Regions from separate parts of the Mus musculus genome. Here regions 1, 2, 3, 5, 6 and 7 are each linked to region 4. A link is a loop called in an ENCODE intact Hi-C map of the cell type or tissue named here. Cell type or tissue: heart. All regions are shown on one strand.

Region 1 (4,000 bases), 510 kb before region 4:
CTAGTCACAGGCGCACTGGAATGACAGGAAGATGCTAACAGGCTTGGCTTTTACCTAGTCTCTGGGGATTGAAACTTGGGTCCTCACCTTACTAACTCGCTTTGCCCACTAGGCCGTCTTCTTGGCCCTCCTTTCTTTCTAAAGTGCAACGAGTGTGGCGTTATTCCAGTGGGTCCAATATCCCTGTTCCACCCTGTGGCTGGATGAGGAAGGATCAGCCTCGTGAGCTCATGAGTAGGACATCTGGGAAAATGAATGTTGGGCTTGCGGAAGGCAGCCTGCTCTTCCCCTTTGAGGAGAGCGGCTATCTGGGCCACGTTAGTCAGCCACCTCGCCAGCACTGGCTCCCCTTCCCTACAGGCCCTGACCTGTGTAGTCTTGTGTAGCAAGTGATCCTTGTGGATTTCGTAAGGACCACTCAGCCCAGGCAAAACCCAAGTTCTCTAACTTGGCCTGCATCTGAACAACAGAGTCAGTCAGACACTCACAGCCTCCTGGTTTAATCTCTCAGTATGTGTGGAAAGCAGGCAAAGAAGAGAGGCTCTGCTTGCCTAGTGACCTCCTCTGAAGGTCCCTGGGGAAGGAGAAGGCACACACTGGCATCCTTGAATCCTAGCCAGAGAGAAAGACGCCTTTCTATTTCAGTGTAGTGAGGATGCATTCTAACAAAAGGTGGGCAAAGCACTTGGTCCTAGAGAGATCGCAGGAGGTAGTTTCACCAAGGAAGTCATTGTCCTGGGATCAAAGATGACAGGAGTCCTTCCCTGAAATGCCAGTGGAGTGGGGTGGGCATTGGTGATCCCACGTGGATGTGATGAAGTGTTGTCAACTTCCATTACACAACACACAGGATGCTGAAGGGTCCCAAAGGTGTGTTCCCCAAACACTGGAAGCATTTTCCATGATGGTGCTCGATTTGTAAATTTAGCCTGAGTGACACTGAAAACGACAGGAAATGTAGTTCTTTTTTCTGCCACCCGCTCTTTGGCTCACCAAAAACAAAGTCTGATAGAGACTGAGCCAGGAGCTCCAGGAGCAAAGCTTATTGGTGTGCAGTAATCACATGATAAAAGCCCACAACTGATGGTGCGAGAGGAGCTGAGGCTGAGCGACAGGTGGTGGCATGGACGGAGGACAACCACAGAGAAGATGGACAGGAGAGCCTGGCATCAAGACTCTGGTGGCCCGGGACAGAAGTTATGCCCGTGTGTGATGTGATGTGTGTGTGTGTGTGTGTGTGGAGTATGGTGAGACTGGAAAGTTTATTAACCAGAATCGGCTAAAGCAGGGCTTGAGAGGCCTCGGTGGTTGAGAGTGCTTGCTACTCCTACAGCTTCAGCTCCTCAATGATCTCCATCCACGATGGAGTGCTTACAACCTTCTATAACTTCAGTGCCAGGAGATCTAACACCCTCTTTTGGCCTACAAGGGTACCTGCATGCGTGTGTGTGTGTGTGCGCGCACACACACACATGCACACACACATCAATTGGGCTTGGGTGTACACATTCTTTAATCCCAGAACTTGGGAGGCATAAGCAGGTAGGTCTCTTGGAGTTCAAGGCCAGACTAGTCAACCAAAGCAACGTGGTAAAACCCTGTTTGTTGGTTGGTTGGTTGGTTGGTTTTTGTTTTATTTCGGTTTTTTTTTTTATAAAGTAAGACCCACGTGTGCAAAGAAACTTATTTAGTTAAGAAATTGGCTTTTGTGTTGTCGAGGCTGGCAAGCCCCAGATATCAGGACCCAAGGGCAGACATGCTGCTGCATTCAAGGCAAATGCATTTACTGCAAAATTCCTTGATCGGGGAGGACATTCTTGGGTTGGCATAGGACCTCCAAGCGGTTTGATGGAGCCCATTCCTACTATGGGGCAATCGGGCAAGCCACACCACTAAAATAATAATAATGATAATAATAATAATAATAATAATAATAATAATAATAATTCAATTTAAATGTTAATTTTATCCAAAAACAAAACAAAACAAAGCCCCACACTCTCACTCCCACAGAATAATGTTTGGCGTCCAACCATGGTCCAGCCAACTGAGACCCCAAAGGAAATGTCACACAAGAAATCCCACTGTTGCTTTTGTGCACACCTCCCCACCGCCTCCGTGGCTGAGCAAGGTGGGCATTGCATACACTGGTGCTTCAAAAGGCCCAGGACACAGCGGGATGGGACCTCTCTGTGCACTTATTAAATATGGAGTGGTGGGAGAGGAAATGGAAGAGAAATAAGCATTTCCCACGGCTGTTCCGCTCTGTTGAGAGCAGGATCACCACCTGGGGCAGACAATCTGCCTGAAGAATGACCCCTGCGGCATCCCCCCCGGGAACGGGTCGTGGGGTTTAGTAGCTTGGTAGTTTTCCAGTTCCGGAACATTTCGTCTCTCTGCAGTCAGTGAGGAAATGAGTGGCCACTGCCTCCAGTCCCTTCTCTCCCTGAAATCATCTCTGCTTGGGCTCCTGCCTCCAGGAGGGGTCAGTAATGCACTCAGGCCTGATGGTGCTGAACACTTGGCCACAATCTTCCTGCTGCTGACAGCCTCGCCCTTGGCCTCCTTCATTTGCTACTGCCAGCAAGAGACCAGGGACAGCAGGACATGTGGACTGGCCTGGCCTGGGACATTCAGGGGTTGGTTGTGTTCCGGTGCCAGCTTGGAGCTATAACTTGAATTATTCTCCCAGCCGGAATCATTTTGGACTCTTCACCCTGTGTTTTCGTTCCAGTGTTCCTTGGAGGGTAAAAAAAAAAAAAAAAGAAAGAAAGAAAAGCATGCTTTTGTATTAGAGAAAACTGTGAACTCACAGTGATAAGCATTACTCTGTGGGTTTAACCACCTTTCGCATGAATGACCGGTTCAATGAACTGTTCTAAGACAATGTTGACCTTCTGAGGCAGTGCAAGCAAGCAAGAGTTAGTGTGTTGGAGGAGTGTTTTACAAGGAGGCCTCCTTCAGCTCTGTGCCTGGAATCAGGTTTCCAGGAAGCAAGGGCCTGGCCCCAGTACTTGATTTATTGAAGGATGTTCTCGGGAACCAGTCATTTTCTGACCACATTCCTGTGTGACTTAAGTCCTTTTCCCATGCTGACAGTCCCCACTTCTGGAGTGCCCTGTGAAAATTCTCGTGAAATTAGCCTCCATCTTTATTGCCAGTGAAGCCAGGTGTCTTTTCAGTTCAATGAGACAAAGTATATGGGCTGGAGGTATACTGAGCCTGTAGCTCCTTCTAACCTAATTGCTGTGCTGGGTCCACCAAGCCCTCACTTCGGGGGTGGGGGCCTTCCCTGCCACCCAGGCCCTCAGAGAAGACTCCAGTTTCTGAGGCTCAGCAGGTGAGGCTCACAGATTCTCTTTATACCATGAATGCTCCATTCTGCTGATGAGTGCCTCCTTGTGTTCCCAGCTCCCTGTTCTTTGTGCAGACATCCATTACTTTCCCCATCATCTGTGCCTATCAATAAAAATGTGGCCAGAAAATGACTGATGGGTTCCCGAGAACATCCTTCAATAAATCCACCACTGGGGCCAGGTCCTTGCTTCCCGGAAACTTGATTCCAGGCACAGAGCTGAAAGAGTCCTCCTTGTAAGAAAGTATGCCATTCATATTCGAACAAGGGGAACAATAGCTGAGGTAAAACAGGAGGCTTCACATTGGCTATAACAGTGCACATCCTGCTAACGAGTGGCTTCAGAAGTGTGCCCTTTCTAGCTGGACAATGGCGACTTAGTCTAAGGCAGCAGAGAAGAAGCAGAGAAGAAAGTCTTCCTTGGGGAATCAGAAAGCTTAGAGTAAAGTCAGGCTGTTCTTTCAGAGAAGAAAAGGTTTATTGTGAATCAAGATCTTTGGAATCTGTTTATCCTTGGAGGAGGAGAGGCTTGGAGAGGTGAGAGCAGTGTAGACCTGGCTGAGGGCCTCGTGAGCTGCAGGATGCTTGGGGTTATGATGTCTGCTCTCCAGAGGAGGAAACAGGAGTTCAAAGATGGGAAGGCAC
Region 2 (4,000 bases), 790 kb before region 4:
TTAACCTCAGGCCCGCCCTGAGATGTAGGGTACAGTTTTACACGTCCGCTCCCCGCCTTAAAACCATGGACTGCCTCCTTTCATCGGAATCCACCGCGGAGAGCCATGGCCTTTACCTACATAGCTGACTCCCATAGAAGGCCTCTCTGTGCTTCCTGCCAGCCAAGCCAAGCCCAGCCCAGCCCAAGACCGCTGCTGTCAAGTCAAGGATTCATTCCTGCAGGGTCATCAGGAGCTTCTCTCCTTTATGCCCCTCAGCCCCGAGCCAGGTCCAGCCCACGGCCCCCCACTCCGTTCTCAGCTCTTCCGCGGCTCCCAGCAGTGACTGGGTGTCCAAAAATCTGAGACTCAGATGGTTCCGGCCTCCCTGCACACCCAGGAATCCCCGAGTCAGCTCCAGTTGTCCAGCACCCACCTTGTTGTGCTCCCCCACCCCTTCCCCATAGCCCAACACCCTCGCAGCAATGGCGTGGGGTAAGCGCGGTCAAAACTCTGGCTTCCTGCCTCCCTGAGTATCGCGAGTCCTGTGGCAGAGCAGATGCAGGACCCCACTAACCCTAGATGTGCTTACAGCCTGCGTGCATGGTAACTACCATCCACTGCTGCCTGGAACTTCCTAGTTTCCTTGGAAACAAAGCTTGCCAGGTTAAAATCATGAATGAGCATCCTGAGCAGAGCCCTCGATGTTATTGATAGCACTGATTGATCGGTGCTGTGATGATCTAAGAGTCCTATGCAGTAGACATTAGGAAGAGACCCAAGCCTGTGGACATTTTACAGGACATTTGCCATTTTGCCAAGATCAAAATCAAGGCATATCTGGATTCAAGGCCAAACAAACCACGACAAGGAATCCCAACTGCCATCCTTCAAGCATGTTAAGGGCAATCCTGCAGGTTGAACAACCTGTGAGAACTCTTCTGAGCAGAGGGGAGCCATGTTTGATGGCTGGCACAGTGTAAGTCTTCAATCAGTGTCAGCTTCGGGAAGGAACAGTCTGTTTGGAATCGGCCATTTTGTTCCCTTACAAAGCGTCTGTTTCACACAGGAACCTCCTCACCTAAGCCAGTCTGGCTTGCTTGGAGAGCTCTGAGCCAATGAGAAACACCATCTCAAAAATGTAAGATGATGGCTCCCAAGGGGGCAATTCCTGATGCTGACATCTGGTAAACATACACACACACACACTACATATACACATACACCACACACATACATATACATATAACACACATACACACACACACTCCACCATTGTTTTGGTTCAATTATGTGGCTGTCTATCTTGCAAAATGCTCTGAAATTAGTCACAGAATGACATCCATTATGTTAGTTGGTCACATATTCAGTTGCCTGTGTTAAAATTTGAAAAATTCTTACCAATCTCTAAAAATTATTACCTATCTGTAAATTCAGGAAAGGAGTGGTCATGTTTTCCCTCATTTATGGCTCTTTTGTATTTAATGCTAAAAGAGGACATTAATAAGAATCAGTTAGGATATGGTGGGCTCCAGTCGTGTGGTGGCTGTTCAAATTCAGAAGACGGTACCTGGGACGGGGTAGAGGAAAGGAGACAGAAACAGAACTGGGGCTTTGTCATCCACTATCTCATATAACCACTAGATGGCACCAAACACAAACCATGCTGTATTCCAAGAGAGCAGGCCAGGTTAACCTTGATGCTAAAGAATTTCTGTACTGAGCTCTGGAAGAGTCTTTAAACTACGGTACGTACAAGTGACTCTAGCCCAAGCAGAGATGGCTGTTTGGATGTCACTAAATCAAAAGTATTTTGTATTTAATGCTAAAAAAGGATATCAAAAAGAAGCACTTAGGAGATGATGGGTTCCAGTCACGGGGTTGGCTGTTCAAATGCAACTCTGGTATACAAGCACCTGTATCTTCAGTATCTCCCTAGGACGGCACAATTGCTACCCCAGCTTTACAGCTAATCCAGAGATGTGAAAGACTGTTTCTTGCTCAGTGCCATGCAGGTAGAAAGTGGCCAACCTTGGATTGAGTCCATATTACTCGCACCTACATCATGACACATATCCCAGAGATATGACTGAAAGCCACTGGGCCACCAAGCCCACAAGTCACCATAACAAATACAAGCATCTCTTTTCATCCCTACATCCCATTATCCTAACCATCAATTTTACAAGAGCAGATTCTAACAGCTAGTGGAGGAAAAATGCTACTTCCCCAAGAAGCAAAAGATATTAACAGGGGATTCCCTAGAACTGTAGTGAACTGCTATGTGGGTACTGGGAAATGAACTCGGGTCCTCTGCAAGAGCAGCAAGTGCTCTTAACCACTGAGCCATCTCTTCATTCCCAAGAGTCTTTTTGACTGTTACCCCCCCCCCCACCCCCCGCCCGGCCCCTGCCATCTTCTTAGGACCCCGACTTCTGCAGCCACTACTCTACCCTCTGCTTCTAAGTTGAGTTGCTTTAAATTCCAGACAGAAGTGAGAACACACTGTGTCTACTGTGCCTGACTCATATCACTGGCGTGATGTTGCCCAGTTACTTTAATATTCTCAACGAATGACTGAACTCCCTTCTTTCCAAGGTTAGGCAGTAATCCATCATGCAGGTGTGGCACATTTGCTCTGCCCATTGTGTGCCAAGTGAATACCTCTGCTGCTCCCATTTCTTGCCTTTGTGAGACCAGTGCACCAATGGACTTGGGAGCACAGACATCTCATTAAAGGAGTCATTTCAGATTCCATGGGTAAACTTCGGATCGTCATTGATTACTCTTACTTGCATCGCTCTATTGGAGGAGTTGTACCTGTAGTTTTCATCAGTGGGTTTTATCTTTCAATGTCATTTCCCACTGGATAGCATGACTCTGTGGTGTAGTTATCTCTTCTAAATTGAAACATTTCTGCCTAGAGGGTGATGGGGGAGGCCCATGAGACGTGATGACCTAATGCAGCTTGCAAGGCTCAAGATGATGATGAACATGGGCTGGAGAGATGGCTTATCGGTTCAGAGCACTGACTGCTCTTGCAAAGGACCTGGGTTCAGTTCCCAGGACCGACACGCCTGCTCACACTGTCAGTAACTCCAGTCTCTGGGATTCTGGTGTCCTCTTCTGGCCACCAGTAGGCACTGCCTACCCATGGTCCAAATAAAGACAAGCAGGTGACACACAAAATAAAACTGAATGTGGTTTAAAATAAAGGCAACTCATCAAACTCAGGACTTGGGAAATTCGGAAAATTCTGAGATTTACAAGACTGCCCCCACTTCCCAAGAATATACAGGCTGTAAATGATTACTGGGGCAGAGGAGACTCTCCTATCTTCCATGGAGCTGCCTCCAAGTTGGGAAGGGACCTTTAAGGATGCAGCTTTTTGGAGTCCTTAACTGCTGTCTTCATCATTCATGGAAGTAACGCACCCTTGTTCCTGAAGTAACCACAATAAACCCACCGTTTCACTGCACTAGACTTGGGTGGAATACTTGCCTTGGTCAGTCATCTATGCTCTGTATGATATGTTCTGTGTGTTTTGTCTGATCCAGGAAGTAAGCAAAAATGAGGGTACAAAGAAAACACGGAAAGACATGGAATGTCTAGCTAGGGCCACACTTGCCCACTGAGGTGCAGGGAGAGGAAGAACAGCAGTGGTGTAAAGTGACAGCAGGATCCTACCTCTAGTATCCTCACTCGTGCAGGCAAACACTCTTGGGGAGACCCCAAAATGGCCAGGATGTGAGGCCAATGCTTGTTCTGACCCTGCTCCTGTAACAGAGAAGACCTTATGATACAGACTTGAGCTCCATCCCAGAGATAGCTGGCGGAGTGCAGAAGAGAGTCCAGGAGAAGTGACATGAAAAGTCACATCATGGCATTTAAAAGATTAATTCAAGGCCACTTAGAGAAATGACTGCCGAGCAACCAGAATGGTGACAGCTGAGACCTGGGCACAGGGATATGGAAATCCCACAGGATTTGGGGATCCTAGTGCTCTGGGAAACTGCGACAT
Region 3 (4,000 bases), 220 kb before region 4:
TCCTCAATAGAGCATCCTGGGCAGCCGTTATCAATTTATCAGAGCCAACATGAGCAATGAGACGTATTTATCAGATTTAACAACTGAAACTCAGGGATCAGTGTTAATGTAGCATTTAAAACCCCAGCTCAGAGGTGGCAGAGAGGGCTCAGTGGGTGAAGTGGTGGCTGTGTGTGCATAAAGACCTGTTTGGATCCCTGACATCCATGTGGAAACTAAATGTAGGTCTGTAACCCCAGAGCTGGCGGAGGGGCAGAGACAGGAGACTCCTGGGGGCTTGATGGACAGCCAGTCTAGCCAATGAACTACAGGTTCAGAGACAGACCCTGTCTCAAACAGGAAGGCAGAGTGCAATAGAGGAAGGTATTTGATGTCACCCTCTGGTCTCTACATAGACACAAGACGGTGAGGACCACATCTGCATACGATTGTGCATACACTTGCATACAATGTACGCAAGTAAACAAACGAATAAACCCCAGGCTCCAAATCTTGAGCTCCCTCCACCATGCCTACAAAAAGCCTTGCAGCACCCATACACAGTGATTCTGAAGCTATGGTCTTTGACACAGCAATGGCAATTTCACAACAGACTTGTGACGGCTTTAAATGTTAACCTGACAACCCAGAATTGCCCAGGAAGAGAGTGTCAATGAGGAACTGTCTACATTGGGTTGGATTCTGGACACGCCTAGAGGAGATTGTCTTAACTGAGTGACGTGAGATGGGAAGACCCACCCTGAATGTGGTGACACCACCTCATTGGCTGGGTCCTGAACTTTGTTAAGTGAATCAAGCTAGCTTAGCATAAGCGAGCAATTGTGTGAGCACATGTGTTCCATCCTCTCTGCCCTTGATTGTGGATGTGATATGAGAAACCGTTTTCAGGACCTGCTCCCTGGATATCTCTGCTGTCGTAGACTGTAAGTGTGAGTTAAAGTAACTCTTTCTCCACTAAGTTGCTTTTTGTCAGGATGTTTTATCCCAGCCACACAAATGGAACCAGGCCAGGCTCCTTCATCCTTCATGCGAAGGAGGAGCGGCTGAGAGCACCGCTCTCCTCTCCGTGCTTTGCCCCATTCCTCTCACTCACCTTCTCCTTCATCTTCTCAATCTTCTTCACGGAGCTGCGGCGCTGGGGTCTGTCCTCGTGCCGGAGCAGGTTCATGCTTAGCTCTCCTGACTTGTTAAACTGTTTCTCCTCCTGCTTCTCAGCCTCCTTCAGCTTGCTTTCTGCACTGATGCTCTCTGCATGGTACATGTGGTAGGTTTTCATGACCTGAGGACAATGCGTACAAGAAACCAATAGGCCATTATGGCTCAGCACGGTACATTCTGTGGTCCCTGGCCCCACCCCAAGGGCCACAGAACTCTTGCTTTCCCATTACACATTCACCTTAGCCTCTTTACTTCTGCACAGAGTCCCTTAGGGCTGGAAATGAAGATGCTCCTCAGGTGAAACAGCTTTATCGTGAGTGACATCATTATCACCCTCATCATCATTATCATCATCACATCACTGAGGCCCTACTAAGTGTCAAGCATGAGCTAATAAACAAAAAATTAAGAAGAGCCACGACAACCTACAAGTGATATGGTAAGCCAGGCTCTTGCTGGCCATCCTCTCTAGTCCTGCCAGACGTGATCCGTGTATCCTTCTTCCTTATCTCCACCCTGAAGTCAATGGAAAAGCCCTAAAATGGGCTTTGCACACGGCCCTGTTACATAACCTAATAGATACTCTGCGGTCCCTGGAATACATTCAACCTTAGCTATACAAAGAATTCCAACAAAGCAAATTGCACTCTGCTGCTCAGCTTCTATTACAAAACAGGATATGATTATAACAGGGGGAATTCTGAGCCTGAAGTTGCATCCTGAAACCTTTCCAAGCTTACAAAGCATCCTATGAATGAGACACGTAGCCAGCGCTTCCTCTCAGATCTTGATGGAGACTCCTCTGCAGCCCACCCGACAGGGCTCACTTTAGTAGTTTCCCCCAGGGCTTTGAGAACCCACTTCTCACTGATCTCATCCACTCCAGTATGCCAGTTCCAGGACACTCTTTGTAAACCCCACAGCCCAGAAAATATTGTCAGTGGTACGTGTTTGACATCTAGTGGCCAGAAGGAATGAGTGCAGCCTTCCAGGTGAGCGACAAGGTCCTGTTGTTCCCAGGGTCTTTAGGCTGTGGTTCACAGCAAGCATTGAAGATAGTCAAGAGTTGGTAGCACCTACTGCAGTTGTCCCTTCAGATGCTCCACGATCCCTCTCTGCTCAGAGGCATTCAGCTTCTGCTGCTTGTATCTACACACACACACACACACACACACACACACACACACACACCTCCTGGGTTCAGTGAAGATTGCTACATCAACTTTTCTACTTCAGCTTTCCAAGTCTGTTTATCTCAGCATCAACCTATCATCCTCACTGGGTAATGCATTGGGGTGGGAGAAGCATTTCTACATGTGTCTAGATCAATGGTTCTCAATCCCTGGGTGTCAAACCCTTTGGGTACAATCTTTTCACAGGGACCACCTATTACATATCATGTATTTGCATAATAATAACAGTGTCAAAATTACAGTTATGAAGTATCAATGAAAATAATTTGATGGTGGGGGGCCACCACAACACGAGGAACTGTATTAACGGGTCACAGTACTGGAAAGGTTGAGAAACGCCATGCTGGATCTTCTGCTCAGCCATCCACATGTGCATCTGTCTAACTGCACCAGGGCAGCATCCCAGATGGGTGTTCCGCTTCCCATGTTTTCCACCTGCCTCGGTTTCTTCCTCCCACCCCACCCACCCCCTGCCATTACCTCAATTTTTCACACACACACCCTTGAGCCACACAATGCTCCTCCTATGCCCTACAAGCCAAACTTCCCAGGATCCTTCCTGGGCTGTTCTAAAACTCCCATGCATGAAGAATAAAACCCGAGAACCTGGGGCTCAACTGTCTATGATCCCATTGATGGCTGGTCCCAAAGATAACAGGGAACCCAACTGCACATGGTGACATGGCAGACAGCTGCCACTGAAGAGTGTATTTAGAGGCCTCTCAGAAATGAGTTGATTTATGCCGGAACCCTCAATTGTTGCCTTTATTTAATTACAGTTATCCTTTGGTATTCATGAAGGGCTGGTTCTCAGTCTGCCTCATGGATGCCAAAATCTGCAAATGTTCAAGTCTCTTATATAAACAGTACCACAACTGCACAAAGCCTAAGTGTGTCCTTCTGTAGGCTTTAAGTCCTCTCTAGGTCACGTACAATATTTAATGGAATGCAAATGTTATGTAAGTAGATTACTGAGTATGTAGTAGTTACTGAGAATAATTGTAAGAAGAAAGTCTGTTCATGCTCAGTGTAGACTTTTCTTTCTGAATATTTCCACAGGTGCAAAACAGACAGATACCCAGAACCAACTGGACCTGAAACACAGACTTCAGTAGGGTAAGAATTTAGTTCAATAGCCTACAAGAGTCTACTTGATGTTCCAGTTCAGGACATGTAAAGTTGTATTTAAGCTTGCCTGGTACTTCAAAGTTTACAAGCATCTTTCTATCATCTGCATCCATTGAAGGAGCATTTCAAGCCATCCTTAGTACACTCTTGGAGACAGTGGGACATCAGTTTAAACAGCAATGTCACATAAGGCTTACTGAGCACCTCCTACATGATGAACCTTGATCTAAGCACCCACATCCACCACAGTATTTCTCATTAATAACAAACAAACAAACAAACAAAAAAACAAAAAAAAACAAACCAAAACAAACCAAACAAAAAACAAAAACCATGAAAAGGCACCTGTGAACTCTGATTTATAGGGAGGACCTAAAAACACTTCAGTCATCTTCCTTGAGGTCAAAACACTAGCATTGCTGGAGTCAAGGTTCAAAGCCAAGATGTCCGACCCCACTGTGGGAGTCTAATGAGCACAGGATTGTAGGTCCCTCTTACTATGCTTTTTCCACCATGCAAAG
Region 4 (4,000 bases):
GAGGCTGCACAAAAAAAAAAAAAAAAAAAACGAGATGGGGGCAGGTGACCCTTGAAGGTTGTGGGGCTAAATATAATCTAAGAATCCTTGTATTTGTCACCCAAAGGACCTTGGGGAGAGGGGCAGAAAAACATGAGTGACCTCTACATCTTTGTCCCCCAGGTTAAGAGCACCTGCTGCTCTTCCAGAGGTTCAAAGTTTGCTTAACAACACCCTCACCAGGCTCCCAGCACACAAAACTCCAGCCCCAAGGGGACCCAACACCCTCTCCGCCTTCCTCAAGCACCCCAACACAGGGGACATATATCCACACAGACACATGCATGTCATAAAAACAACAGAAATAAATCTAGCCTAGTGTGGTAGCACCTGCCTTTAATCCCAGCACTAAGGAAGAAGAGGCAAATGGATTTCTGTGAGCTCAATGCCAGCCTGGTCTAAATAGAGTTTCAGCCTACCCAGTGCTAGGATGAAAATCCTGCTAATAGATAGATAGATAGATAGATAGATAGATAGATAGATAGATAGATTATTTTAAAGGGTTAAGAACCATCACTCTACAGATGGGTGGTCCTGGGATGTGGGTTCGGCAGTCCGGATGATGCCCACACTGTGAGGGGTCCTGCTTACTGTTATTGCCAGTTTCAAAAGAGCAGTAGAATGCAGAAGTAAACAGCTTGAATCTTACAGCTTAATCAGACAGGCCTGACTGTGAGGCACCCTCCTGTCGCTAGGCAGTGACCTGGAGAGATGACTTTGTCATATCTGAGCCTCCTCCATGTGATGGGAACATGCTAAGTACCCACTTCCCTGGGTTGGGCTGCAGGTCCATTGCGAGTATGAGAGCCTAGACTTAACACACAGCATCACTGAAATATGTGACAGGTGTCATAAAAGGATGCTGTAGCAGGAAGACACAGGTGAGGGCCAGTATGGGCAGCCCGGCATCCTCCCAGAAGTTTTTCTGTCCAGGTAGGATGCTGGTGAACCATGATGCTCACCATAAGCACCCGACTGCAGTGAGTGCTTCGTCTATGGCGGCTCCCATGGGATATTTTACTGCCCCAACTTTATGGATGGAATAATGAGACACAAGTTTACTCACAGCCTGTTATCCTGCTGTGAAAAGGGGAAGAGTCATGACAAAGACGGTTTGGTTCCAGGTCCCTTCCCCTAGCTGCACATACACTGCCCCTGAATGCCTCCGGAAGGGGAAGAAATAAAAAGAGCCTGTTCCCTTTCTTGTTCCCAAATACCTTCTCCACCCGTAATAGCAGAAAGTGACAAATGCCTAGGAGAGGAGCACTAGCTCTGCCCACCAGGATCCACTGTGAGGGAAGCCTGCAAGGCAAGATCTAGAAGCGTCTGCAGAGAGCCGAATAAGAGAAGCACTGGGAGGCAGATGAGGCTCAGAATTGAATAAACCCGGACTCCACCTGGTGACGTAGGGTCTCTGAGCCCAGAGACATACTTTCTCAAAATTTTATTTCTCCCTGTCTGAAACAAGGCTTAGACACAATATCCCAGCTAGCTCTACAAGGCTGGGCTGAACTGGTGGGGAAGAGGCTACTGCATGCTGGGAAGTGGGAGGAGGGAGTTGGTCAGAACCTATCCCGGTAAAAGAGCGCCACCTGGTGAGGCACTCTGAGAACATTACTGGTGGCTGCTCTGACCAGATCATTGTAACCCAAGGAAGCCGCTTCTAGTCTCTGAATTTCAGAACTTACAAGGACATCGGAAGCTAGCGATGATGATAATGCCTGCAATTGTTAACTCCTTTACCCACACACATTCTCTTAACCACGCTGTTTCAAAATGGCAATGAGTTGTGAAGAATGCAAAGAATAAGTGGCGATCCTTTGTTCTGGAAATGCTGTTAAGTTACTTATTTTCCCTTAACTTTTGTTTACTTAGGGTTTGGATGGATATTCTTGTTGTTATTTTGAGACAGGGGCTCACTTTATATCTCTGGCTGGGTATAAAGGCTAGGCTGTCCTCAAACTCACAAGAGGTCCTCTGACCTCAGCCTCCCGCGTGCTGGGATTAAAGTCATGCACCATTATGCCTAGCTGTTTGTTTGTTTGTTTGTTTGTTCATTTTAGTTTTTCAAGGCAGGGTTTCTGGCTGTCCTGGAATTTACTCTGTAGACTAGGCTGACCTCGAACTCATAGAGATCCTCCTGCCTCTGTCTCCTAAGTGCTGGGATTAAAGGAGTGCGTCATGCTTGTTTTTAGTAGTAAGCACACAGCATGAGACTTTCCTATATTCAGGCAGGGCGGCACTGACTCCGGCGTGATGTTGTATAGGTCTTAAGAACTCACCCATCCTGAGTAACTTAAACGATACTGAATGCTGCTGATTACATGATTAACCTTGTCCAGAATAATTTATTCTTATGACTTCATTTAGCCCCTCCCCCAAGGAACCACGTGAGTGGAGGAGGAACCAGAAGAGTACAGCACTCACTGCGTCAGCGCCTAAGACTCTGCCGACTTGAAAAGTCCACACTAACACGTGTAATGCGAATTACACTTGATAAACATGCATTTACTAAAGCCGTATGACCACTGCAGGAGAGAGAGGTTGTTCTCACAGTTAGGGAACTGTAAATGTGCTGCGTTTGAATCTTAAATGTCCTTCAAAGGCTCATGTGTTAAACAGTTGGTTCCTGGGCCAAGGTGTTGCTAGGTGTTGCTAGGAGGAGGTAGAACTTCAAGATGTGGAGCCCTAGGGGGAAGCTTTAGGTAATAGGGAAAGGCAAGACCTGAGGGAATTATGGGACTCTGGTCTCTTCGTTTATCTGCACCTGACGTGAAGGGCTCTCTTCTACACTGTGTGTTGCCACTATAATGTGCCACACCACGGGTTCAGAAGTAAGGGGACCAACCATTCACAGACTGAGATTTCCAATCTATGGGCTAAAATACACGGTTCCTTTTGACAGGTTTGTTGTCTCCAGTATCTGTGGCCGCTCTGGAAAGCCGACTACACAAGGTGCTGGGTGCTGAGCATTGGCTGATGTTTAGAGGTGCACCTGACCAAGGGACTGGGGAGTCAGTCTTCATGCTGAGGAAACTATCCATTTGGAAAGAGGCAGAGACATGACTAAGCCCTTTGTAAGATTGACATACAATATGGACGCATCTAGAAGCCAGAAGAGCTGACTTGCTCTACGGAAAGAACTGTCAAAATGGCTATGCCCGGGGTGATTCTGCCCCAAGCATCTGCATCCCTCATGAGGGCTCTGCTCGAAGACTATCTGCCCCATCTTTCCTTTTGACATCTCAGCTCCTTAACAACACCTGTGTCCTGATCTCCTGATAACCAGAGCCCAACAAGGAGCGGAGCAATGGCTGCTAAACAGATATTTATTCAGAAGAGGCCTCTAATTCATCTGTCTTTCCCCCAGTCCTTCCTCTTGTTCCTGGTACCCACACAGATTAGCCCCTAGTTCCTCAAGGGACATCTAAGGATGTGGAGATTCAGAGGCAGCCTCCAGCCTAAACAAACTAATGACGCCTCACAGATGCGGCTCTTCACCAGCCCCCCTGGCACAAGGTCAATTAAGACAGTAAAGCTGACAACAGGCACAGATGCCCTTCACTGAGCCCTCACTCCGTGCTAGCCTGCTGCTAAGCCCTATTGCATGACCAAATGACTGCCCATCCCAAATAGGGTATGTGCTGGTTAGGGATTTTTTTGTTTGTTTGTTTCTGTTTTGTCAACTGACATAAGCTTGAGTCATCTGGGAAGAGAGAATGTCAACTGAAGAACAGCCTCTGTCACATTGCCTCCATCTTGACAGATGGTTGATGCGGAGGGCCCAGGCCACAGGTGCTGTCCCTGGCCAGGTGGTCCTGGGCTGCATAAGAAAGCAGGCTGAACAAGCCATGGGGAGCAAGCCAGTAAGCAGCACTACTCCGTGGCCTCTTCTTCGGTTCTTGCCTCCAGGCTTTGGCTTCTGCACTTACCCTGGCTTTCCTCTATGGTGGACTATGAT
Region 5 (4,000 bases), 300 kb before region 4:
TACTCACATGAACTCTAGGTTGAGTTGGGTGCTGCTGGATAGTTCTGGGAACATCGGAGGGGCAGGTTGCCGTGCAAAGATACGGCAATAACAAAAAAGCAAGTTTGCCATAGTTATTCCTTTAGGGTTCTCTTTGGATACTGGGCAATTAGGTTAACAAATGACTGGGGAGTGAAAGAGAAATGTGTGAGAAAAGAGGGAAGAATAGGGGAGGGACAGAGAGAGGGGGAGGAAAGGAAGAGAGGGGGGAAGGAGGGAGGGAAATGAGGAAAGAGAGAAAAGAGGTGGGGCTGGGGAGGCACTCTCTTCTCTGCAGAGCCTCCAGGTCACACCCCAATGCCATTCATCTCTGAACTCTTGCCACCAACCACTCAGTGAGATGGAATTAATGAGCAAATTACCAGTGAGCTCACATTCCCAGGTCATCTTTTCCTCCTGAGCTAAATGTTTTCCTCCTGTCCTCTTTAGCAGCACCCAAGGAGCCATGTCACCTCTGGGCCTAGGGAGGAAAGTTCCAGGGAACAAGCAGGTTCTAGAAAGACCATTATGGGCTCAGGGCAATATGCCTCCCCTTTTCCCTCCCTTAAGCCTCAAGAGCCATTCTCCTGTCTCCTGACAAGCTGCCGTCTGTCTCTGAGAAACATGCCCTTCTTTTAGATCAATAACGAGCTTGTGCCTCTTTATTCAGGAGCAAAAACAAAATGTTCTGTATTTAAAAAGCAGACAAGAGTCAGAGGCTCTCCCATAATACTTAGCCCCAAGTGAAGAGCCAGGATAGGTTGACTCCATGAAAAACAGATGCCCAGTAAACTTGAATTTCAGATATACAGCAAATAATTTAGAAGTATAGTGTGTCACAAACATATAACATACCTATATTTTAAAAAATATTCCCTGATTATCTGAAATTAATGGTTTAACCTGGACATCTGGTGCCTTTATTTGCCAAATCTGACAACCCTAATCAGGGCAATGTCTTCCCAGCCAAGTGGGACCTGTCCTTGGCTCACCCTGGATGTCTCACGGTCCTGAGCTCCTGCCAAAGGCCTCTTTGCATCCCACCTTCATCTCTTCCCTCCATCCTTCTCATCCTAATTCACTTTCTTAAAGAGTTTGGGATTTTGCCCTCCTTCCTTCCTGTCTTCTTTATCTCTCCCTTCTTCCCTTCTTTCTTCTATTTTTGGTTTTATTGTTATTTGTCTGTCTGTCTGTCTATTTGCAGTACTAGGGGTCAAACCCAGGCTCTGGAGTTAACTAAGCAAGCATTCTACAGAGCTACATCCTCAGCTCCTCTACTCTCTCAGCTTCCCTTATTCCTTTTAAGGTTCAGCTATTTTATGTTTGAATGTTTTGCCTACGTGTCTGTCTGTGCACCACATGCATACCTGGTATTTGCAGAGGAAAGAAAGAAGGAAAAGGAAGGAAGGGAGGGAGGGAGGGAGGGAGGGAGGGAGGGAGGAAGGAAGGAAGGAAGGAAGGAAGGAAGGAAGGAAGGAAGGAAGGAAGGAAGGGAAAGAGAAAAAAGAAAGAGAAGAAAAAGAAGAAAAGTGCTGAATCCGTGGATCTAGTTATGGCTGTGAATAACCATGTAGATGCTTGGGATTCAACCACAGGTCCTCTGGAACAGCAGGAAATGCTTTTAAACACACCAAGCTATCACCCGAGGCCCCAGCCCTGTGGTTTTTAAGACAAGGTCTGGCTATGAAAGACCTTGCTTTTACCTGCCACGTGCTGATGCTCCAAGCTATACTGCCCCACAAGACCCAGCCCCTCCATTCATTTTACTAAATGTTTCCAGCCTCCTGACACCCTTTCCAGGAGCTGTGTACACGAGATGACAAATCAGATATGGTCCCTGATCTTGAAGAGCTGACGCCCTGGGGTTGGAGGAGAGATGACATAGACAAGGGAGTATGAAAGAAAGTGGAAAGCGAATGCATTAAAGTCCAATGGCTCAATGTAGAATGGAGGAGTGCATAGGAGTTCCTAGCCTTGTCAAAGTGTCCAGATTTGAATCTCTCCACACCTCAATTTTCTAATCTGTAAAATGAGCTGATCCGAGATAGCATTTGCATTAAAGGGACTTTTAGTATTGCAGAGATATTTTAAATTCAAGTGCAAAGCTAACATAGACAACATACATGATTTTAAAATCTGAGTAATAGATATAGCAAATTAACTAAACTACTACCTGCATTATTTTAAAATTTTGAAAATTTCCACCAATATTAGGACGTTTGCTGGCTGCCATCTTACAAGTGGCCACATGGGGGCAACAAAGTACCATACAAACTGAGACTGAGCTGGTCAAGCACCCCATTAACCCATAATTCACTCATATTTTGTCTGGTCATTTAAATGACTTTAATGAACTCTGAGTATGTTCAGGAAAAAGAATTGAATCAAGGTGTAGTCCACCCTTAACCTCAGCCATCAGGAGGGCAAGGCAGGCAGATCTCTGGGAGTTCAAGGCTAGCTACAGCTACATAGTGATACCTTGCCAAGAAAGAATGAAAGAAGAGGGGAAAGGAAGAGGAGGAGGACTATGCCCCTGCCCCACTCCTGTCCTCCTGAGGTTTCTGACAAGCCCCTAAGGTAGGCACTATCACCATATCTGTTTTAGACACAGAGATTCTGGGAAATTAGAAATGTTTCCTCTTCTGAAATGGTCCCTGAAGAGGAGCTAGGGAAAATATAAGAGCCAGAGATCAAGGAAGATTGAAGCAAAATAGTCTTCTGGAGAGGATGGCCCGTTGCACTTAGGAATGCACAGCAGCTGTGGTTGGCTGCACAAGATGAAGCCAGTGAACACCCCAGCCTGGAGTTGGCGTGGTGGTTTGAATGTGTTTGGCTATTAGGAGGCGTGACCTTGTTGGAGTACATGTGGCCTTTGTTGCAGGAAGTGTATCACCATGGAGGTGGGCAATGAGACCCTCCTCCTAGCTGTCTGAAGTCAATCTTCTCCTTTTTGCCTTCAAAACAAGAAGTAGAATTCTTAGCTCCTCCAGTGCCATGCCTGCCTGGATGCTGCTGTGCTTCTGGCCTTGATGATAATGGACCAAACTTCTGGACCTGTAAGCCGGGGCCAATTAAATGTTGAACTTTATAAGAGTTGCCCTGGGCGTGGTGTGTCTTCACAGCAATGGAAACTCAAACTAAGACGGAAGTTAATCCCTGGGACTGGGGTGTTGCTGTGATGGGCCTGACCATGGTTTTGTTTGGAGGGATGTGGATTTGGGGGCTTTGAATTTGGAAAGCTATGGAATGCTTTAAGTAGGACTTGATGGGCCATCCCAGTAGGAATATGGAAGACATTGGTGCTGAGGGTGATTTGAACTCTGGAGATCTTTCTTAATGACGTTTTGGTGAAGAATGTTGCTGCTTTCTACCCTTGTCTGAAAAGTCGGCCTGAGGCTAAGGTAAAGAGATTTCGGTCAATTGCATTGACAAAGGAAGTCTCAGAAAAGCCCAGCATAGACTGTGTCCTCTGGTTTACTCTCATGAAGAGAGTTTTGATCAAGCACAGCAAGCTTAGGCATTGAAGAAGTTGGAAACAGAAAGCTAGTGATAATGCAATAGAACAAGGGGGCCATGTTCTAGCCCCAGCAAGCAGCAGAACTCAGCAACTTTAGCCATGTTGCTCTGGCTTTAGAGTTAAGACTAGAAGGGCCTACTGGCATGATTGATGCTGCTTAGCTGGAGCTAAGAAATTAGTGGTGATTAAGAAGAGACCAGCATAATTGAAATGAAATATTCTTGCAAGTATCTTCTGAGAGCACAAAGAAGCTGTGTTCCAGAGATAGCCAAGGTTGTACCTCATGCTGCAGTTGGACTTGGTAATGTGTAAGAATCACCCAGGTAGTACTGGTTTTGAAGGCATGAAGGGGTCATGGAGAGCAGCTGAGGCTTGGCACTGTGAGAGGCCAGGGAAGGTCATTGGTGAAGGTGCAGCCTCAGTTGCAGGTAACAGCCCAGGACTTAAGGGGTCAGGCAAAGGAGG
Region 6 (4,000 bases), 640 kb before region 4:
CAGCCGCACGCACGTGGCACCTGGGGAAAGTGTGGATGCAGGAAGCTTGCATGTTTACCTGCTGGGATAAGAAAACAAGTGCTGGGCAGGGTTCATGTGTGAGCATCTGCTGCCCCCTGATGGACAAAGCTGTGGCCTCACAGCTTATCCAAAGCGTTCTGCTTTCTGAAGTCCCAATCTTGAGGTCCTGTGTGAGATCTCCTGCTTTCCTCACCTTCCTCCATGCAAAAAATAAATAAATAAAAAATAAAAAGGTGATAGGCATCATAGGGCATCTAGAATAAAGCAATTTCATATTTCATAGACAAAGAAACTGAGGTTTGCTAAAAGGACATATATGATATGAAGGAAGAGGGCTAGAAAACACCAGTGGAAAAGTAAATGGAAGGGGAGAGGAGGGGAAGTAACCCACACATAAGGATGCATGAAAAAATTGAAAACATATTATTTTATATGGTAATCTAAACTGTATTTTGAAAATAAAGATAATAATTTGAATAGGGGTGCTCTGTGTGGGTGGACAATACTTCTCTTAGAAGTCATGGGTTTGACCGGGCATGGTAGCACACGCCTTTAATCCCAGCACTTGGGAGGCAGAGGCAGGCGGATTTCTGAGTTCGAGGCCAGCCTGGCCTACAAAGTGAGTTCCAGGACAGCCAGGGCTACACAGAGAAACCCTGTCTCGAAAAACAGAAGAAGAAGAAGAAGAAGAAGAAGAAGAAGAAGAAGAAGAAGAAGAAGAAGAAGAAGAAGAGGAGGAGGAGGAGGAGGAGGAGGAGGAGGAGGAGGAGGAGGAGGAGGAGGAGGAGGAGGAGGAGGAGGAGGAGGAGGAGGAGGAGGAGGGCAGCCATGGGTTCCTAAGTGAAAATACCTCCCTAAATGCTGTTGGCCAGGGAGGTCCCAGTGTCCTTCCCTGGGGGACTATTAATAGTTATTGATAGCTGCTAGTTGCTGGAAGAAGAGAGCTCATTTTTCCAATGGTATTGCCATGGGTATGTTGCCAGTCAATAGGCTCCACTCAAGCTCAGGCTTCCACTAACTAAATTCAGTAGGTCACACGCACAAAACAGACATGACCATAACTGCAGGAGGGGAAAGTGGCTTCCTTAGAAGAGGGAAGGGCATGAGACATACTAATAGAGTGAAAATTATTAATAGTTATTCTAGGCATGTATGTTAATGTTTAGGAAGGAAGGGAAGAAGGAGGAAGGGAGGGAGGGAGGATAGAGAAAGGAAAAACTGAGGTTTGAAGAGGTCCAGCCATGGGAAGCCAGAACTGAGACCTAATCATGTGTTGTTGTCCCACAAAACCAGTACCAAAGGTTTGGCTCACAGGGCATTGTTACAAGGAGGTTGTAGGAACTTTAGGAGGTTGACCTTAATGGGAAGTTCTCCAGTCATTGGAAGGGTGTCCCTGAAGGGATTTGTTTTCTCCCTCCTTCTGCTCACTTTGAAGCCATAAATCTACTCCCTCTGTGTATGTCAAATCAGGGCAACACTAACCTCCCACCCAGCCTTGAACCTTCATACTTAAAATTAAATAAATCTAATTTTTTTTCAAAAGTTAGTTGCCTCCAGTATTTTGTTACAGTCACACAAAGCCACAACAAGCTGACAGATGTTATTTTAATACCCAACAAAGCCAGTTGTGGTGCTGCAAACTGGCAGGATATGCTGACGATCCAGAGGCAGTACAAGTTCAAGGTCAGCCTGGAATGAAGCGCTGTCTCCTGGACAGGACAAGGCCATTACACTTGAACTCACAAAAGCTATTGTTACCTACACAAAACCAATCCAACAAAGTCAGCAACAGACACACACACACACAGAAGAGAGGATGTGAAAGTGGGAGGGGTGCAAGGATTGGGAGGGGGACTTGGAGTGGATATATGTGGTCAAAGTTACACTGCACACAGGTGTGAAACTGACAAAAGCACGTTTTAAAAATATATGTTTAAAAGCTCAACTATTTTGGCTAATTTCCTGCTCTAATTGCAAATAAATGAATCCCCTGAGGACACTGGCCAACTACAGAATTTTAACCACTGTTACCACAAATATCTAGAAATAAGATCCACCAGGGGGCAGCATAACCACATAATGAAAAACTGGTTGTTGCTAGCACCAAGAGGTCCTAGCATCTGAATAGACTTTTGGAAACTTCAGTCTGTGCCTAGACACCAGTTTAGGCTCCAGCTCATGAACCTGAATATCTGACCTCTCCCTTCAGACCTTGTTGCAGGAAATACTAAAAATCGAACCAGCCTTTCCCATGCTTGTGCCTCTGCCTTGGTGGCCTGGCCAATCATGCACTGGCAGGCAATGGCCAATCTGTTTTTATCTCGTGGAGACTCTGACTCAGAACTCCAAAACCCACCTAAGTTCCCTCTGGTTGGTTACTACTACGCCAACCCATTCTTCAAATCCCCCACTGCCTTTGTGATGCACATCTGGCAAATCCACGTTTTGCCGATGTACCTTTCTCTCTTGAACCCAGACGAGCCGCCGCATGAAGGAAAACACAACACAAACTTAGTTCAGAAACAATGGTAACTCAATCTCTGAGCACAACAACTAAAGCCTACTCTTGTGAGACTTATTAAAATCTGACTGCTCTGGTGGCAAATCCTTGCAGATCCACCATGATACCGGGGAAATTCTAGCAGCTACATCTTAACCCTCTGCTGTCCCCGTTCCAAAAGGACCTAACTCTCTCTGGACTCCTCTCTTCCTCTGTCCAACCGGGAAGTCCCGCCTTCTCACCCAGTGATTGGCTCCTTTATTCATTAGAGGATTGGTTCACAAGAAGCCACGAGAGCACGTGACTCATTTCTCATTCCAAACAACCTCTCTCGGGAGAGCAGAATTAACATAAAATACAAGCAGCACAGAGCCATCCACAACAAGTCCTGACCTCACACGCCTCCGTGACTAAGACAACATCGAAGAGCCTGAATATACATCAGCACCACAAACACAGTGGCCTCAACTCCCCACCAGTGCCAAGAGTTATGGGGTACCACCAAGGACAAAGCAGGTAAGTAGAGAGGTACAAAGTCACAGCAGGGTGCATAGTCAGAAGGCCACACTATGGTGTCTCACATCCTCAAATTCTTGTCTTTCTGATCATGAGATAGAAACTAATGTGGCCAAAAGCTCAGCAATTACATTTGATCATAAAAGTTAGCATGGGCTTCCTGATCCCCAAACCAGTCCTCTTTAACGTTAGCTAGAGGATTCAGTTCTGCAGATGATGTGTGGAGTGGACTGAACGTGTGGAAACAAGGAACGCATCCAACGGGGGCCCTGATAAAGAGATCCACATGTGGATGTCTCAGGTCTCTCTGTTCCAGATAGACTGAAAAGAAGCTGTCAGCCATCCACAGACCCCCTCATCCAGGCTCTCCATGCCTCTCCAAGAGCTCAATTCTCTCAAAACAGCACAAACAAGCAAAAAAGAAAAAAAAAGCTTGCAGGAACGCCTTGTGGTGAATTCGGATAGATTCAGACACAGTCGGTTTTCCTGATTCATAGAACTGTCCTGGGGACAGCGAGACCTCAGAAGGATTCTGACCCTGACCTAGCTGTGTTTATCTGGACTCCTAGACCTGAAGGTTCAAGGTCAGTTAAAAAAAAAAAAAAAAGGATGCCTCCATCCACAGAATCTATTTGATTCAATCTGTATGCACCTGTCTATAATTCAAGTAGATACTACAGACCACTCCATGCACAGGGGGCCCAGACCTAGAAAGCAAACTTAGCAAGTGTGTGTGTGTGTGTGTGTGTGTGTGTGTGTGTGTGTGTGTGTGTGTGTGAGAGAGAGAGAGAGAGAGAGAGAGAGAGAGAGAGTCTCTCCTGCTCAACTGCTGTTTCCCCTCTCTGTGTCTCTGTCTCTCTCTGTGTCTGTCTCTCTCTGTCTCTCTCTCTGTCTCTCTCTCTCTCTGAGTGTTTGTCTGAAGCTACTTCCTTCTAGATAAAATGTTCTTGAGTTTCTACGCCA
Region 7 (4,000 bases), 800 kb before region 4:
CCTCAACCATTTTCAATAGAGTTGATCAAATCCATAGATATGGAACCCAATATGGAACTTGTGAGTGAGCATGGCCTGAGACCATAGATTGTCCCAAGCAACATGTTCCACTGTCACAGTAGTTACATGACGTTCTCTACCCACAGGACAAAAGAAAGTCATAAATCAAGATATTACCCTAATGTGTTGGTGGGAACATCAGGTAGGTTACTAAAGGTATTCATGATATCTCAAGATGACCTGCAACATCACAACTCTCCATAATCATGATGTTCTAATCAGCCCTTGTAAATCCTTAGCATAGGTTTGGGTTTTCTCTCTGGGAACTTCAGTTTGGTTCACAGCATGCTTACTCCATTACGTGTATAATTAATCTACAGATGTCTGAGGTACATGGAAGAATTACAGAGGCTATATATAGATGCTGTGCCGTGTTAAGTAATGGTTCTGAAAAGCCTCAGATCATGAGTATCGAGAGATGGTTGTGAGTTCCCCTCTCTTCTACCCATTGTTTGGTGGACTCATGGTCTTCATGAGAAAAACTCAACTCAAACTCACAAACACAAAGAACATATGTAGACCCTAGCCAACAAGTTGGGGGCAGAGGTAGTCTACAATTTTATAAAGAAGACCAAGAGAAGGGTGATTAAGATGATAAGGAAGGATGGGGGATGGTAAAAGGACACAAGAGAGGAATGAAGGGTTGGGGAAGGGGTTATACTGAGGGGTCAGGGGGCAAATCAAGTGGAGGCATAGGGAATGGAGAGCCACAACGCACACTTTGTTTGAAAATGTCACAGCAGTATCTAACACACTATATTTTTTTAATTTTAAAGGATGAAAATAAATAATTATTTTAAAATAGGATCAAAGGGGCTGAAATTTGAAATTTCTTCTCCCATTTCTCCCCACCCCTCATCACCTAACCAAACTATCAATACAAAAACTCCCTGTGGTAGAGATGATAGTTTGACCCACTGTCTTAATACGGGAACTTTTCATTTCTTAGATTGTGTGTACGTAAGACAATTTTACAGCATTGGAACTATTTAGTAATTTGCTTGATTCATTTAATATTATAAATAAGCTCTTTATCATGCAAAACACCCACTTACCCCAGCACCCACATTCAGTGGCTCACCTGATCAATTCTAACAGTTTTAATTATTTTTTTTCCACCAAATTGCTCTACTCTTGAATGGATTCTTATCAAATTGATCAGTTGTATAAGAGTTGAGAAGATATAATGGGATAATTCCATTACGTTTAATTTTAGTGGAAAGATGGGATTCGGGGAGTAAGAAATATCGCTGGGGATTGTGTAGATAATTTTAAACCTGAGGAAATTGAGCTCTCTAATCCGGCTACTGGGAAAAAAAAATCTATTCATTCAATCATCATGTTAACGTTAATGTTATATCCACTGAGCGCACCGTGAGATACTACAGAAATGGCCCCGAATACAGTACAAAGCTCTGCCCCTGGGTAGTATACGTCTTTTCTGCCAATTGCAAATCCACCCTGCTTTGCCCGCACCTTGTGACGTTCTAGTCTGAAGCGGATGCGGTGCCGCTTTGACAGTAGAGGGCGCTGGAGAGACGCTATACGTGGAAACAGCTTCTGACACTGGGTGTGTCCTGCTTACAACTTGGCAGCTGTAGGCTGAGGAGACAGGAGGACACATCTGCTGATTCCCCTCATCCAGGGTGGCTCGGGCAGCACTTCCTGAGTGTTCAATGGAAAAATGAATGCACTCTACGGAGCTCCTGAAGTCTGCCAAGCCAACGTTTGCTAGCTTTAGTAGAGAAGCCAGAGAAGCCGGAAGCAATGTGATTCTGTAAAAGCCTATATCAAATCCCCTGTCTTTAGGAAGCAAACTCTACATTGTGGGGAAACTCTGGTACTGCCTTCCCATAATATTTTTTTCTTTTTTGTAGAGCTCTCTCTCTCTCTCTCTCTCTCTCTCTCTCTCTCTCTCTCTCTCTCTCTCTCTCCCTCCCTCCCTCTCCCTTCCTCCCTCCCTCCCTCCCTCCCTCTTTCCCTTTCTTTCTTTCTTTCTTTCTTTCTTTCTTTCTTTCTTTCTTTCTTTCTTTCTTTCTTTCTTTCTTTCTTTCTTTCTTTCTGCTTGTTGGTTAGGGATTTTCTTAAAAGGGCACCAGCCAGTTTATGGTCTGTCACTTTTTCGCTAAGAGTTTATAAAAACATCTATGGCATCATCTGGTATCAGTCCAGTGGTGCGGAATACATTTCCCAGCCCAATGTCGACAGAATGATTTCCATCCTAGTGATGCCTCCGAGTCAGGTCACAGGGGAACAATGAGGCTTTAGCTTCATGCTCTTCAAGTCAGAAAGAGCCACAGACAGGATCCACCAGGGAACCGCTGGGACCAGTCACCAGCTCTTGTGGAAAGTGAGAAAGCCCAGCTGTCATGGAAATATCCATAAAGAGAGCTACAGCAGCACATATCTGTGATTCACACCTATACAGAGACCTCTCAGGGGACACCCACACGGTAGAACCCAGCTCTGGGAGAATGGGATGGAGTTTAAAACTAAGTGTACCGGAGAGATGTTATGTAGCATAACAGAGTAACACAGAGCATAGCAACTGGAAAGTCTATGCATTTCTAGGGGTGGAAGGATAGACAGGGATCTGGTTCTTTGTGCCCCTGTTGGGGAGGAATTTGCCAACATGCCATTAACATTGTAGCATGCACACACTTATGAGGGTTAGTCCTGGTTGTCAATTTACCTGAGTATGGAACTAAAAGGTGCCCTGCTGGGCATGTTAACGAAGGAATTTTCTCCATAAGGTTATCTGAAGTAAGAAGACCCATAGTAACTGAGGTGCTGCCTTCCAGTGGCAATCGAGACAACTGTGACAGACTAAAGGGTTCCGGCTTATGCCTGCTTGCTTCCACTCTTGCTGGTGAGTCCATCCGTCCTGCTGCTGTTACTACTACATTCTTTCACTGATGTTCAGACCCAGCTTCAGGCTTCCAATATAGACTGAAGACCAATGGCTCTCCGGGAGTCCTTCGGGACTTCAGGGCCAGATTAGAACATCGGAGACTCTTCATGGACTTCATAGACCAAATATTGAGTTCCCAGCCTGTCCCAGTGTGAAGTGGTCATGGTTAGACTCCCTAGACCAAGCTAATAAATATTCATTAAATATGAGTCCAACCTATTTGTCCTGTTCCTCTGGAGAACGCTAACCCAGCCCTGTTAATGACTGGCTGTTTCTGAGTTATCTTCCAGCCCAGTTGACATTAGGAGCAGAGTGTTGACAGCGAGTGGACTGTATTCCAGAAAGTACCACATCCCAGACAACCAAAGAATGAGAGACGACCACAGGGAATGCTAATGAGGCATAGATGCCAATGCCTGATCACTTGACCAGAGGAGCAAACCTGTGTTCCCGAATACACTGCCTGTCTTTGTTTCCTCTGTCTCCATAAAGCCTGCAGACTGGAGATGAGAGAACACAGTTTGAGTGTGCTGATCCACTGCTTTCTCAAATCAAGGCCCTCTGAATAAAACTTGAAGATTCCATTCCTCTTCTGCTCACGGACAGGTTGTGACAGGCAAGGGTTGCGACAGCCCTTGGTCCTCAGGACTAATAAGCCCCTTGGGCCAGAAGATTCTTCAGGATTCCCTGCCCCTGGTTGGCTATGAAGGTCTGCTTCTCAGAGGAGCCTGGAGCTCTGACTACGGTGACTGGTGGGGTTGGGGGTCACTCAACAACCCAGGGATAACATTGAGCCAACTGTGTGTATGCTCTAGGACCCTCAAGGGTGACAGAACTACCTAGAGATTGGCAAGTGGATAGGTGGGCTCAGACCAAGCTCCACGGTCCTCTAAATCTCAGAAGTCCCAGGAGAAACCAGCTCTCCCACCTCAGAAGGTTGTGGGGACCAGGACAGCATCAGGAAGACTAAGACAGACCTTCCCACATTTTCTGGGTCTTCTTTTATGACTCCATAGATGGGTGTGGCTC

The links. Peaks named below come from ENCODE experiments on the same cell type or tissue, not always from the same donor. Only the 100,000 strongest peaks of a DNase experiment are listed, where the experiment ranks them.
Region 1: a loop joins it to region 4, with 8 times the contacts of the local background. A loop is called at or near these places in 11 of 42 quality-filtered maps.
Region 2: a loop joins it to region 4, with 7 times the contacts of the local background. A loop is called at or near these places in 5 of 42 quality-filtered maps.
Region 3: it touches region 4 in a loop (2.0-fold over the local background); 3 of 42 quality-filtered maps call a loop at or near these places.
Region 5: a loop joins it to region 4, with 8 times the contacts of the local background. A loop is called at or near these places in 34 of 42 quality-filtered maps.
Region 6: it touches region 4 in a loop (13-fold over the local background); 3 of 42 quality-filtered maps call a loop at or near these places.
Region 7: a loop joins it to region 4, with 4 times the contacts of the local background. A loop is called at or near these places in 3 of 42 quality-filtered maps.

The regions. Positions count from the first base shown.
Region 1 is chr6:112,492,451-112,496,450 of GRCm38, forward strand. No RefSeq gene overlaps it. Among named protein-coding and RNA genes, the nearest start is that of Oxtr, 4.6 kb to the left of the region's middle. In heart, a CTCF peak has its summit at 2,465 (motif pointing right); a DNase peak (open chromatin) is centred at 2,511; H3K27ac peaks cover 284 bases; H3K27me3 peaks cover 1,495 bases.
Region 2 is chr6:112,205,816-112,209,815 of GRCm38, forward strand. No RefSeq gene overlaps it. Among named protein-coding and RNA genes, the nearest start is that of 1700054K19Rik, 2.9 kb to the right of the region's middle. In heart, CTCF peaks have their summits at 1,620 (motif pointing right) and 3,096 (motif pointing left); no DNase peak of the experiment used is centred here.
Region 3 is chr6:112,779,780-112,783,779 of GRCm38, forward strand. Srgap3 (SLIT-ROBO Rho GTPase activating protein 3) reads right to left here. Exons shown (of 22, transcript NM_080448.4): 5 at 1,094-1,279. Among named protein-coding and RNA genes, the nearest start is that of Gm26799, 82 kb to the left of the region's middle. In heart, a CTCF peak has its summit at 2,121 (motif pointing left); a DNase peak (open chromatin) is centred at 1,792.
Region 4 is chr6:112,999,488-113,003,487 of GRCm38, forward strand. No RefSeq gene overlaps it. Among named protein-coding and RNA genes, the nearest start is that of Gm43868, 45 kb to the right of the region's middle. In heart, a CTCF peak has its summit at 1,638 (motif pointing left); a DNase peak (open chromatin) is centred at 1,604; H3K27ac peaks cover 279 bases.
Region 5 is chr6:112,698,305-112,702,304 of GRCm38, forward strand. Gm35824 (a long non-coding RNA gene) reads left to right here. Exons shown (of 2, transcript XR_377964.4): 2 at 66-183. It overlaps Gm26799 (a long non-coding RNA gene), which reads left to right and starts at 1,476. Exons shown (of 2, transcript XR_869361.2): 1 at 1,476-4,000. In heart, a CTCF peak has its summit at 2,265 (motif pointing right); a DNase peak (open chromatin) is centred at 2,297; H3K27me3 peaks cover 1,140 bases.
Region 6 is chr6:112,362,687-112,366,686 of GRCm38, forward strand. All of the region lies in intron 11 of Ssu2 (ssu-2 homolog (C. elegans)), which reads right to left. Among named protein-coding and RNA genes, the nearest start is that of Ssu2, 23 kb to the right of the region's middle. In heart, CTCF peaks have their summits at 123 (motif pointing left) and 2,085 (motif pointing right); a DNase peak (open chromatin) is centred at 2,765.
Region 7 is chr6:112,196,084-112,200,083 of GRCm38, forward strand. No RefSeq gene overlaps it. Among named protein-coding and RNA genes, the nearest start is that of 1700054K19Rik, 13 kb to the right of the region's middle. In heart, a CTCF peak has its summit at 1,583 (motif pointing right); a DNase peak (open chromatin) is centred at 1,618; H3K4me3 peaks cover 319 bases.